3 separate regions of the Homo sapiens genome follow, and all the other regions are linked to region 3. Evidence: read pairs that join two places in POLR2A ChIA-PET (ENCODE). Cell type or tissue: PC-9. All regions are shown on one strand. Region 1 overlaps ZNF133 (zinc finger protein 133). Region 2 overlaps KAT14 (lysine acetyltransferase 14). Region 3 has its middle 65 kb from the start of ZNF133.

Evidence for each region. ChIA-PET counts read pairs that join two places held together with the same protein. Peaks named below come from ENCODE experiments on the same cell type or tissue, not always from the same donor. Only the 100,000 strongest peaks of a DNase experiment are listed, where the experiment ranks them.
Region 1: POLR2A ChIA-PET joins it to region 3 with 5 read pairs; 4 of 35 experiments call an interaction of 5 or more read pairs at or near these places.
Region 2: POLR2A ChIA-PET joins it to region 3 with 9 read pairs; 3 of 35 experiments call an interaction of 5 or more read pairs at or near these places.

The regions. Positions count from the first base shown.
Region 1 is chr20:18,291,890-18,294,389 of GRCh38, reverse strand. The region is part of intron 1 of ZNF133 (zinc finger protein 133); the gene reads right to left. Among named protein-coding and RNA genes, the nearest start is that of ZNF133, 4.6 kb to the right of the region's middle. In PC-9, no CTCF peak of the experiment used is centred here; no DNase peak of the experiment used is centred here.
Region 2 is chr20:18,143,735-18,146,234 of GRCh38, reverse strand. It overlaps KAT14 (lysine acetyltransferase 14), which reads right to left. Exons shown (of 11, transcript NM_001392073.1): 3 at 884-1,002. Among named protein-coding and RNA genes, the nearest start is that of PET117, 7.1 kb to the right of the region's middle. In PC-9, no CTCF peak of the experiment used is centred here; DNase peaks (open chromatin) are centred at 1,254, 1,604 and 2,044; H3K4me3 peaks cover 2,025 bases; H3K27ac peaks cover 2,500 bases.
Region 3 is chr20:18,222,021-18,224,520 of GRCh38, reverse strand. No RefSeq gene overlaps it. Among named protein-coding and RNA genes, the nearest start is that of ZNF133, 65 kb to the left of the region's middle. In PC-9, no CTCF peak of the experiment used is centred here; a DNase peak (open chromatin) is centred at 1,050; H3K27ac peaks cover 913 bases.

The sequences.
Region 1 (2,500 bases), 70 kb before region 3:
CTTTAGTTGTCATGGATCTTTAACCTCCTCCAATCTGTGACAGATCCTCTGTCTTTTCTCATCTTTCACGAACTTGGCGCTTTTGAAGGGTATCCCTCAGTTTTGGTTTGTCCGATGTTTTTTCATGATTAGAACGAGTTTTTCACTTCTGGTTAGAATACCTCAGATGTGATGCTGTGTCCTTCAACATATCAATGAGTTCATGATATTGTTATGTCTTTTTACTGGCGATATTAACCTTGATCTTGATCACTTGGTTAAGGGGGTGTCTTCTGAGCTTCTCCATTGTAAAGTCACTACATTTCCCTTTATAATTAATAAATATCTTGAGGGAGATACTTTGAGATTATACAAATATCCTATTTCTCTTCAAACTTTCAGCCACTAATTTTAGCATATATCTGTGGAACCTATCTGCAATAGTTATTACTGTGCTGTTTACCAAATGACAAAGTTCTTTTTCCCCCTTTCATTCTAAATCCATTAATTAGAATTCTTCTGTCAAAGCTGTTCTGTCTCCCCATTTATTTGTATCCAGTTATTTACTTATATCAATATGGATTTATATCTTATCCTATGGGTTATAATACAATAGTATCACTGTTTATTTTGCTGTTAAAATTATTCCAGCTTTTTCCCCCTTTCATTCTAAATCCATTAATTAGAATTCCTCTGTCAGAGCTGTTCTGTCTCCCCATTTATTTATATTCAGTTATTTATTTATATCAGTATGGATTTATATCTTATCCTATGGGTTATAACACAATAGTATCACTGTTTATATTGCTGTTATAATTATTCCAGCTTTAAACATTGGGAGCTCTTCCATTTTGGCCTTGTTCCTGCTTTAACCAATAAATTTGACACAAGTGACACTGTGCCAGTTACAGGCTTAAGTCCTAAGAAGGCCAGACAGCTTTCACTCTTGGGAGCTCTAACGTACCACGTAACGAGTTCAATCCTGCTGGAAGCCCTTACACTACCTGGAGAGAGTGAGGCCTGCTGTCCCAGCTGACCCCAGCCTTCCAGCCAACCCACGAAAATATGTGATGGAACCCACGAAAATATGTCAAATGTGTGACGGAACCATCTTGCATGTTCCAACCCAAATGAGTCCCCAAATGACTGCAGCCATAGCAAGATGCATCACTCACATCTCAGCTGATCACATCCGCTTTGGGTAAACCCAAAGAACTGTGGGAGATTAAAACATAGTTGCTCTCCTAAGCCACTCAGTTTTAGAGTGGTTTGTTGTGTAGCAGTCAATAACCAGAACCCTTGCTGGTTATTGACATACTGCGCCCTCTCTCTTTCAGCTTACCTGATAACAGAAGCATCTTCCTGTCATCCATGGCACTTACTCAGTCCCATGACTACTTCTCTCTACCTTCCATATCAAACCAATTATCAAGGCAAATGGATTCCACCTCTGCCAACTCTCTCAATTCCTCCCCACCCCTACACCAGTTGGAGCACCAGGACAATGGCAAAAGCCTCCTGCCAGTCTCTGTAGACCATTTCCCAACATCCTAGTCTGCCTCATCCATTACTCCTATGGATTATGCCTTCATTTGGCAAGTATTTATTATGCTCCTACTGTGTGATAGGCACTATTTTAAACCCTGGGGATACAGAAGTGAACAAAGACAAAAATCTACCCTCACTGACATGAAAGTCTAGAGGAGAAAGATGGGCCAATTACATGAATAAATAAAATACACACTGTATCAGAAAGTGATGAGTGGCATGAAGAGAAATAAAGCAGGGAAGGAGAAAGGATAGTCACAGAAGTGGGGTGAGGTTTTAGAATTTTAGATAGGGTGATTTGGGAAGGCATCTCTGAGGTGACTGAGTAAAAATCTCAAGGATGTGAAGAGCCCAGGGAATAACTTTGAAAAGAACATCTAGGGCAAGAGAACAGTCAGTGCAAAGGCCCTGATGCAAGGAAGAATCAGGCTGGCATGGCCAAGGGACGGACAGTTCACTGTGGCTGGTGTGGAGTGACTGAGATAGTGTGGTACAGATGAAGGCCAAGAGTAAATGTAGGGACATCAGACCTAGCTTTGTAGGATACTGGTTTTGACTTTGGTTAGGATGAGAAGCCACTGGAAGATTTTGAGCAAACACATGACATGATTCGATTTACATTTAAAATCTCCTTCTATTTGCTCCACTGATTCATGTACCTTAGCGGGACATAGGCAGAAACAAAGAGATCACTGAAAGGCTATGATCGTCCAGATGAGACGGTGGCCTGGACCATGGTGGAAACAGCAGGGCATGGAAACTGTCGGAGTCCAGATTTCCGTAGTGTGGATGAGGGTATAAGAGCAAGACAGGATCAAGGATGACTCCTTGATGACTCCAAGCAATCTGAAGGAAAGAGCTGAAATGCTTCTGCTCCAAGATAAACTCTTGAAAGGATGGTCTATATACCACTGGGGTGGAACATGTTCAGGGAAGGTAATCAGAGTTTCTTGTTGCACACATTAGTTTTGGG
Region 2 (2,500 bases), 78 kb after region 3:
AGTATACACTGATGCCTTATTATTCATATTATACATTAACATATTGACATAGAAACAAAACTAAAACAATTTAATACAACCTGGAGATCAGCAAAAAGCTATTGTTTAGGATACAGCTGACTTAGATTAGGGTGCTGATATTAGAGACAGTTAAAAAGGAACAAGTATTTCAGCAAACAAAAATTCAAACATCTCCGAGTTCAAATGCAGAAAAGCTGGGTTATGTTGGTTTTTGCAATCAGTCACCTTCCTTCTTCCAAATCTATTTTCAACATAGCCATCTTTCCACTTTAAAAAAATAGTTTTATTGTTCTTAAAATGGCTGCCAGGAAAATGAGAATTTCATTTTCAATTATAATCAGAGCTTGGTATCACATATAAAAGAAATCATGAGATTCTCAAGCCTCTCAAGCCCAATTCACCAAGTCAGCAGTGAATATATTTTTTTTTTTTTGAAAAGGAGTCACACTTTGTCGCCCAAGCTGGAGTACAGTGGCACGGTGTGGGCTCACTGCAGCCTCCGCCTCCCAGGTTCAAGCGATTCTCCTGCCTCAGTCTCCCAGGTAGTTGGGATTACAGGGGCCCACCACCATAGCCAGCTAATTTTTGTATTTTCAATGGAAATGGGGTTTCACCATGTTGGCCAGGCTGGTCTCGAAGTCCTGACCTCAGGTGATCTGCCCGCCTTGGCCTCCCAGAGTGCTGGGATTACAGCGAGTATTTTTCACTCCCTTCTCCACATATTCGGTATCTAATTTCATTGCGAAATAAAAAGTGCCCCTCCAAACAACTCAAAAGCTCATCCCTAAGTTTCTAGATATTCGTTCCAACAAACTCCTGGGGGAACCACCCTCATGGATTTGGGGAAGGGCTTTTTACTCACTTGCTGCCATGTCAGCTTCAGCCTTTCATACTGCTCCTTGCCATCTGCTGAGCAATCCGAACAAGTAAACCTAAAAAAATTATCACCCTTAAGGTAACTGAGCTGTTCCCTCAGCTGACCTAGGAGAAAAACAAAAAGTCACATCATGGGTTTATCTAGAGCAGCGGTAACCTAAAGGTTTAATCCGTTTATCACCCAGATTTTCCTTTCCCATGTTGTCTTCTTTTCTTCAGCCAACCCACAATTGCAAAATGGGGAAAAGGAAGGGAATTAGAAAGATTTCTATTCTTCTAACACCAAGTATACGCCCACTAAGATCTGTAGGATCCAGTAACTTTTAGGAGAAAGGTACTGGAAAAGCAGGTATTGTTGCTGGATTTCCCAATTGTCACATTCCTGACTCCCAGAGGCAGGTCTCTTCACACATTCTTTCAAAAAATATGAGCTCCCTCTGCATACCAGGCACTGGGCTAGGAACTGGGAATACAAAGTCCAAGACAGATAATGGTGCCTGATCTCACAGGTTTGCACTTCCCTGAGGGCTGCATAGAAAACAGGTGATCACAACAACACAGTGGTTCTCCATGCTCACAGTGCATTGGAATCACCCAAGTTGTTCTTGGTTTTCTAAATATGCTTGATTCTAGCCCAGATAAAATGCATCAATTTCTGAAGCAGAGCCTAGGAGTTACATTTCTTAGTCCCTCAGGTGATGCTGATGCTCTGTGACACATAAGGAATGGAATGTGCTGTGTACCACAGGGCAGTGTGAGGGTAAATAAAAGGAGGCCCAACCTATATTAGGGGGAGGCTTAGGATTAGAAATTGGCCAGGTGAAAAGGGGTCTCTTTGTGTATAGGGAGAATGGAGGCTGTGGAGATGCATATTCCAGAAGAAAAAAACTGTGCAAAGCCCTAAGGATAAGAATTGTTTGTGAAGAATAAGTTCACCCTAACTGCAAAGTTGTGTGGGAATCAAAGAAACTACAGTTAGCAGGGTCCTGACCACAAAGGGTAGCTTAAAATTTGTCCTCAACAGGACAAAGGGAAAGCCACTGAGAATTCAGGCAGAACCTGAAATCAATAACAGAGACCGCTCAGAAGCAAAAACCAGCTAACTAGTAAATTCTGCATTTCCTGTGAAAATGTTACTATTAATTTGTTAACAGTGACTAAATTTGAAGTTGAACCCATTTTAAGAAAAACATTTCCACATGCCAGAAAATGACCCTCTTCACAGTTATATATGTATTTCTCTGACTTGGTTACAAATTATATTACACAAAGGCATTCCTCAAGTACCTATATCTTTACTAGTCTCTTGCCTAATGGGAAAATCCTGTTTCGGTATAAACCATATGATGGCTGGCAAGCCATACTCCTCAGGTGCCAGGAAGCTGGCCATTGAAAATCTCAAGATCAGGGCCGAGCACAGTAGCACATGCCTGTAATCCCAGCACTTTGGGAGGCCGAGGCGGATGGATCACCTGAGGTTGGGAGTTTGAGACCAGCCTGACCAACATGGAGAAGAAACCTCATCTCTACTAAAAATACAAAATTGGCCGGGCATGGTGGCGCATGCCTGTAATCCCAGCTACTCGGGAGGCCGAGGCAGGAG
Region 3 (2,500 bases):
TAAGGCTTCCAGAAGCCGGGAGAGAGGCCTGGAGCATTTCCTTCCCTAGCACCCTCAGAGGGAGCACGGCTGTGCCAACACCTTGGGTTTTGGACTCCTGGCCTCCAGAACTGTGAGAAAACAAATTTCCATCGTTTTCGGCCACCCAGTTTGTTGTTATGGCAGCTCTAGAAAATGAACACAGCAGCAATGGACATAGGTTCACTGTAGTTTGTTGTAAAATTATTTTGAGAAGACAATTTTCAGGGTCTCTGAGGATTTCATAAAGGTTTTCTATTTCCCAAGCAAGTTCTCAGGAAACAGCCAGGGAGCCAGACACACATGCGTACAAATCTCAGCTTCGCCATTTATTATCTACTTGACGTTGGGCAAGATCCTAAGTCTCTCTAGAGCATTCTTCATCCTTCAAAGAAGGATATGAAACTCTCTTCCTAAGGCCATCTAAAGAGTGAATGAGGTCGTGTTTTTTAAATTGTTTATTGTGTGGCCTCACACATGGTGGCCCGTCAAGATGTTAGATTTCTTTCCTAACAAACATGAAAGAAGACCCTGCCCTGTAGCAGGCAAGCTGGGTGTTAGCTGAGAGTCTCCAACCTAATGTCTATTCAGCATAATAAATATTAATAAGTGCAGTAGACACTGCCAGGGCTCTGGCCAGACCCTTGCAGATCCCTTTAACTGTTTTGTCTGTACTCCCTTGAGTATGCACCCCACGACTCACACCAGAGACTCTTCTTGGAAGTCTTTTCTCGGGCTACTGGAGCCACTTTTTCCACACTCAGGTTGCTAGAAGTGCCTGTGAGTTTATATCCTCTATCTGGGGCAGTTCATGGCCAAAGTCTGAAGGATGCAGGCGTGTGACAGCCCACTTCCTTTGCTTGGAGTCAGGGAAACTCTGAGGCATAACTCACACTCCTGAGTTCCCCTGTAGGATCACGCTGGAGCCACAGGACTTTGCCTGAAAGCATACATTTGCTTTGCCCATCCCTACTTCCACATCAGCCTTCCTGTGAGCATGTCCTTAATGAGTCGCTTACATTCAACTCTGCAATTAAGAGTCTGCTTCTGGGGCACCTGACCCAAGGCAATAAGCTACTGAACATCTCCTGCTGAGATGCCACATGATATTGAAGTTCTGATGGTTAAAGCTAAAAAAACAACCTGACCAGACTGCATTCCAATCATTCACTATTTTAACAGCCATAATAATTATACTAGTAACCTCTCGTTCATGTGTCCAATACATGCATTACGTTCAATTCTAATCCTCATAACCAATGTATACATAGGTAGTTTTACCCTTGTAACAGTTTTTTTCAATGGCCACAAATTTTTTGATTCTCCTCCCATCAAGAGGTAAAGTGTAGGTCCCCTTCCCTTGAATCCCTTTACTTTTACAGAAATCTGCTCAATTTTGATAATGTGTCCCTCAGTTCCCAAGATGTGGCCATTCTAGGATATTCTTTCCCAAGTAAGGACATTCAGCCATGTGGGTTGGTTAACCTTAAATTGCATCTCTAATAGACAGTATATAGTTAGCTCTTACTTTTATAACTAGTTTGATAATCTCTGCCTTTTGACTATTTAGTCCATTTATATTTGATGTGATTATTAATATAGTTTGAGTTGCTGCTATTTTGCTATTTGCTTTTTTTTGTTTCATTTGATTTTTGCTTCTCAGTATCCCCTTTTTCTTGCGTTCTTATGGTTTCATAAAATATTTGATTAAATTTAAAATTTAGAATCTCAGATTTTCTAGGCAATTGCTCAGGTCAGTGAGCTTCAAACCCAGGATTGTGAAAACAGTTTAATTTCTCTGATAGCATGTTTTCTCTACTATCCATGATGATGTTTATGAAGTCAATATCAGGCTGAATTATATTCAATTGTCAGGTAAATAAAATCTTTAGAAGTTATTAATTTGGAGTTTACTGAAACAGGAATTTATGATTCTTCACTGTATGGAGATGTTTCCATATAATCTATGTAAAGGAGAAATTACACAGCATAAAATAAAAAACTGGCTAAACCTTAGAGAAGCCAGCCGGCAGGCAAGAAGAAATTCAGTAAGAATGGGAATTATCACTCACCTCATTGGTACAATATTTTTGGGGCTTATAAGTGCTCCCTACAATCAGATGGCACATCTGTGAAACATCTGATTTGGGGAAAAACTGACAAAAATGTTTGCTGATATTTCTTTAACCTATTTGTTTTATATAAAGTAAACTAAACTTTGTAGTCATGTCTCCCTGATCTGCTTGGATTTGTCTGCTCTGAAATTACTATATTTCTCTTTGTAATTAATAAACATTTTGGGGAACACACTTGAGTCTGCAAATATCCTGTTTTTCCTCAAACTTTTGCTGAATACTTTTAGAATTCATTGGTGAGTCCAACAATTATTACTGTGCTTTTCTCAGTGATTTTCTATTTTCCTCATTCCTTCTACACATATTAATTATAATTCTTCCATAAGCAAAAGCTGCCCTTTCTTCCT